2 separate regions of the Mus musculus genome follow, and region 2 is linked to region 1. A link is a contact called in ENCODE POLR2A ChIA-PET data. All regions are on one chromosome and are shown on one strand. Each heading gives the region's core, a stretch centred on a gene start or an enhancer-like site at or near the end of the contact. The rest is flanking DNA. Distances are from core to core; before and after follow the strand shown.

Region 1 (2,700 bases), core at 165-2,664:
TGTCAAGGCGGGAGCATGGCAGCATCCAGGCAGGCGTGGGAGGTCTACATCTTCATCGGCCAGCCTCTATGAGAAGGTTGACTTCTAGGCAGCTAGGAATTGGGTCTTAAAGCCCACTCCCACGGTGACACACCTACTCTAAAGCCACACCTCCTAATAGTGCTATTTCCTGGGCCAAGCATATACAAACCATCGCACCAGCTTAGCTTCAACTCCAAAGCAATTCTCAAGTTCTGGAGTTACTTACCAGACTTTTTACCAGAACTCTCTCCGCCCCAGAAATGCTCCCATTGGTCTGAGCTGTAGTCATCTGGGCCATCAGAGAAGCCATCTAAGTATCTCCTCTGTCCAGGCGAGGCTGATTGACTGTCCCCCAGCAGGGCTGCTGCTGTCACCCTGCTCCCTCGAAACTTTGTCTCCTGCCCCACTGTGTGTGGCTCATGGCTCCCTACCTTTCATGGCTGTCTATTCCTCAGCCAGTTCTTCTCGAGGTCTACCACCAGATTCCAGCAGGGTACACCCCCTCCCCACTGGAGCCTCATGACAAACCTACAACTTCCCTGTTAGGATCTCCACCATAAGAAGAAGGACTCATCTGTTCATGATCTATAAGCTTTCAGACACTGAGAGCTTGCAGAGGAGAAGGACGATACCTGTGACATCTCTAGTTCCTAAGCCAGCAGGTAGCTGTGGTGGCTACTTGATATGGCTATGGCCTCTAATTCCACTGAGTTCAGGGTAATTGCAGCACCTTTGAAGGCAGTGGGAAGAGACACCTCCCAAAGCCCAGAGCTTCTTCACTGTTTTGATAAACCTGAGATCCACAGAGAGGTCCAGTACTTAATGGGAATCAAAGACTTGAAGACCACACTGCATCAATATCTCGGTTTGTCTGGAACTCAGGTCCTGACCTGTGGTTGCCCTGTCCACAGAAGGGTTCTGGGATTTTATAGGCAAAGGTTACACTCAAAACTTCCACAAGAGGGCACGCTAAGCCTAGGCTTGCCCTGAGAGTATAAGTGGTCTTGGTCTTCAAGAGCCAAGAAAGGACTGGCTGACCTGGAGCAGGGCACAAGGTCAAAAAGCTGATTTGGGAAGAAAACAAAAAATCTTGCGTTGCTATTTTTAAATTAAGGACTTTTTTTAAATCGACTATTCTAAGCCATCGAAGACAAAATGAGCTATGAGTTTCAGTGATGACGGTGAGGGCTGGATGCAGCAGGAAGTTGGGGAGCAGGCTCAGAGAGTGGCATAGGACAGTCAGCATTGGGGACATCAGCACAGAGCACAGCACTGTGTGTCCCGTGTCCTTTCCTTTCCACTCCCCAGATGCAGCTGCTTTTATCCTGGTTCCCAAGACACCTCTGGCTCTGTCACCCTGGCGCTGTCCTGCTCTGTCTTCTGCAATATGCCTCTTGGCAGTGATGCCATCCGATTTAGTCAGAGGTGTTATTCAAAACAGACTCGGGAGTCCTCCTTCGCCTCTACCTTCCTTCCTTCCTTCTGTTTCTCTTTGAGGTGGGGGAGCTGAACTTGGACTCAATGGCTTTTATGAACTTAAGACAGAGAGAGAGGACACCCTCCCCGCCCCCATCCCCCATTCCACAGCACCATGCACGGGGCCCTGCAGCCCATCTGGCAGAGGGAAAGAGCTAGAAGGGACTTGTTGCTTGGTGGCCTTCCAGGACGCTTTGCTCTCCACCCTTCTCCCAGCCCTGACAACTCAATCCAGCTGACAAGACAGGAAGCGGGAGTGCTCTGCAGGCCAGCTGCCAAGAAGGCCACTTTTCCCTCTGGGGAGAAAACCAGGCTGGAGACGGCCACCCCCAGCCCACCCCCTCGCAGGAGTCTCAGAACACTTCCAGCGCAGGCATTGGACGAAGCTAGACTCCAGACTTCGGCCTTGAAGCAAGAGAAGCTGATCGAGTACAAATGGAGCTCGGGGGAAGCTTCGGCTGCTCGGAGAGCTGCAGGGGAGGAGGGGTCAGAGGTCACACCACAAGGACCCAGGGAGGGGTCAGAGTGATCAAGGCTTCACAACCGAGTCATTCAACTTGGGCTACTCTCTGAATGAATCCTCCAGCTCTACAAAGAGAGTAGAGCGAGGGAGGTGAGGCAATTTGCATTTTATTTACATTTATTTGCATGTAACTCTTTTGATGTCCGAAGGCATTGAAATCTGCCCTTCCTTCTTTCTCCCTTTTTTTTTTCTCTGCCCCCTTTAAACCTCCAGGCTGCCTCCTATCTCACTCTTTTGTCTGGTTTCTCTCTTGCTAACTGAGGCAGGAGGATTAAACCTAAGGAACTGTGTTCACCAAGCTAGCTCTTCTGGCTCCAGACAGCATCTTTTCTCTTCACTCATCCCTCTCTCTCTCTGTCTCTCTCTCTGTCTCTCTCTCTCTCTCTCACTCACACACACACATACACTCACTCTCACTCTCTCTCTCTCTCTCTCTCTCTCTCTCTCTCTCTCACACACACACACACACAGAGAGAGAGAGAGAGAGAGAGAGAGAGAGAGAGAGAGAGAGAGATGCCAGTGCCAGACTGGATTTAAACCCTAACTTCATCATCTCCTGACTGTCTTAATCTCCCTTGGTTTCCCCATCTATAAGTGGGGGCTAATGACTTTACTTTTCTTTCTTTTTTTTAAAAAGATTTATTTATTTATTTTTGTGTATATGAGTACACTGTACATGA
Region 2 (2,700 bases), core at 171-2,670, 110 kb after region 1:
GTTTATTAGATTTGATTTCCACAAAATGGCCGAAGTCTCTTCCCACCTACACGGATTGAAGCTCAGAAGAGACTGAAGATAATTGTATAAAAGGAATAGTCGCTTGATGTTTACAGGCAGAATTGGAGAACTATATTGTGTCGTGGTCCCTCATTTCCTCAGGGACAGATTTATTCAATCAGAAAACTACATGGTTAGCTGAATGTCTCTACCCCATCGAAAGAGAAACCAGAAAACATTTGGGAACTCTTCAAAGGGATCCCTCGTGCTGTGCTGTTTACCGGACAGATGTATTACTTCTTCCATCTCTTTTCACAACACGCTTATTAACTTGCTGTGGAAAGCACCATGCGTTCTCAATTTGGCAAACAATACAGTTCATTTTGCCAAGGCAAAACAGCCTAAAAGCAATATTTATATCAGGAACTCCTGGCTTAAGTGTGGGCCCAGATCCTTTCTCCACAGCCTCTTCTGGCCATCCCCCCACCCCTTTCCCCTCCGTGCTGTGGGACTAGGCCAGCAGGTGCCCCAGGTGATTGGCTCACCCCAAAACCTGTGTGTGTGTGTGTGTGTGTGTGTGTGTGTGTGCGCGCGCGCGCAGGTTTGCCTAACACTGTCGGGGGCCCGTGGACCTGGGCTCGCACGCAGTCATCAAAAGCATTTGACACCGGGAACGAATACATTCTCTTAAAGAATAAAAGTTTCCAGCCCGGGAGTTCCGAAGAACCTCTAAACGTGAACTCCTCGAGACTGTGGAATGGCTCCTCTGCTGTCCCGGGTGGATTGTACACTGTGGGCTGCACCTCGAGAGCATTCGAGGGGCAAGAAGGCAGCAGTGCCCGCTTCGCCACACAGAACTACTTTTTCGCTTCCCTCTATCCCCCGCGACAGCACTGAGCGGAAGTATCTGCTCAAGTTTGGAGAGTCCGGGAAGCGGAGGGATCCCGGGTGAAGCGGCTTCCCGAAGTCCCAGGGAGAAGGGCCCAAAAAAGTCGGCGGGGGAGGGGACGGCTCGGCGCGCTCCAGTCGCGCCGGGCCGAGGGGACAGAACCGGAACCGGAACCCGCGCGCGCGCCCGCCCGCAGCGGTCGCAAGGCTCGTCACCGCCGGCGGCCCCCTCCACCCTGGGCGCGCTCCCGCGAGTGCCCCTGAGACCGGGCGAACGGCCCTGCGCACCGAGCCTCCACCGCCACCGCCGCCGCCGCTGCTCGGGGGCCGGGCTTCCGGGCCGGGCCGAGACCTCCCGCTCCTCGCGGGAGCCGCCGCCTACCAGAGCGTCGGGGAGGAGCCGCCGTGCCACTGCGGAAGAAGCGCGGGGGCCTCCGAGGGATGGGGAGCTGCCCCGGGCGCTGAGACAGGGTCCCTGTCAGCGCGGCGGCCGGAGCCGGGTGGGGGCGGCGCGGAGCAGCTCAGGGCCCTCGGCCCGGGGACATGGGGCGGCGCGAGTCCGGCGCGGGACGGTGTGAGACGCGGCGGAGGCTGCGGCCACGAGTGGCCCGCAGCCCCAGATAGAGCGGGGACCCGAGGGCCGGGCCCCGCCGACTCGGGACCGAAGCCGACGCCCGTCCCTGAGCCGATCCTGCCCCAGCTCCGGAGGGATCCCGGTTCCCGTCCTACGGCTCGCGACTTCCCTCTGTGACGAAGTTTTCTCTCCGTGCCTTGCTGAGGATCGTTCTTAGTTCTTGAGCTCGCCTTGTGGCCGACTTGCTCGGTTTGTTTGGGGAGATAACTTGTTTTGCCTCAGCCCGCATCCCCTTTCCTTGACCCCTTGCAATCGGATGTTCTAGATGACTGAATGGAGTTTTGAGTTGGACTTTTGTGTCCCTGCCGAAATTGGGCCTGATCCCAGAGCACTGGGGGTGGGGTGTGGAGGTGTTACTGTAAAATGCAAGTTGGATAAAAAGAAGACCTCTCGCCAAGGGCCCCAATGAGTGGCACACAGTCTACTATCACGGACAGGTGGGTATGAAGTTCCTCGGTCGCTAACCTTCCCTGGATTCGGTCCCACGCAGCAGGGGAGTCGGTGATGCAGATTTGCCTTCAGCTAGTGCAATTGACAGGCATAGGAAAGAGGGTTGTTTCGGAGCTGTGCAATTAGTCTAGGGTTGCTGCCAAGTTAACCGGTTGATTGAATTTGGAAATGCAGGTTTTTTTGGGAGAGAAACTTTCCCCCATATTCTCAGAGGAAATGAAGGAAAACCATGATTGTGGTTTTCTGTCGGGTGCATTAAGATTGTGTACTCGTTTTGGAACCAGAGGGAGGTCATTTTGGGTGAAGGTCAGAGCTTGAGGTCGGTGGGTACTGGTGCATCATCGGGTGGATTCCTGTCCTGTGGTAGTTCTAGACTCACAATTTTAGGAGTTTCTGTCTGTGAACTTAATTTTCATCCTGCTGCATTGTGATTTGTGACTCTGATCTTTTTACGTGTTGACCTGCACAGTGTTTAATTATTAATTACCTAATTTTCCAGAATGTTGACATTACCAGTAAATCACGGGTTCTTGCTGGGGACAGTTTCCAGGAGCTAAAGGAAATGAGGGAAAAATCATGGGGCCTGCTTCTAATTATTCTTTTTTTTTTTTTTTTTTTTTTTAACATTTCATCTTTCAGAAGCCCTAGCATTTAAAGATGTAAACTCTAGCTCTGGTTTAGGCATGGCAGGTGGATCTTGTTTGTTAATCGGGTGACACGGTGTGGTG

The links. ChIA-PET counts read pairs that join two places held with the same protein, here RNA polymerase II (POLR2A).
Region 2: POLR2A ChIA-PET joins it to region 1 with 14 read pairs in embryonic stem cell. The contact joins the promoter of Arhgef12 here to the enhancer-like site in region 1. POLR2A ChIA-PET finds 5 or more read pairs at or near these places in 4 of 5 experiments (Patski and embryonic stem cell).

What each region holds. Positions count from the first base shown.
Region 1 is chr9:43,209,590-43,212,289 of GRCm38, reverse strand. No RefSeq gene overlaps it. Among named protein-coding and RNA genes, the nearest start is that of Pou2f3, 5.2 kb to the right of the region's middle. Within about 2 kb of position 1,414, at least 1 of the 3 ENCODE cell types and tissues checked has a DNase peak (open chromatin) inside an H3K27ac peak, as active enhancers do.
Region 2 is chr9:43,104,438-43,107,137 of GRCm38, reverse strand. It overlaps Arhgef12 (Rho guanine nucleotide exchange factor (GEF) 12), which reads left to right and starts at 1,420. Exons shown (of 41, transcript NM_001359232.1): 1 at 1,420-1,959. The coding sequence starts at 1,928.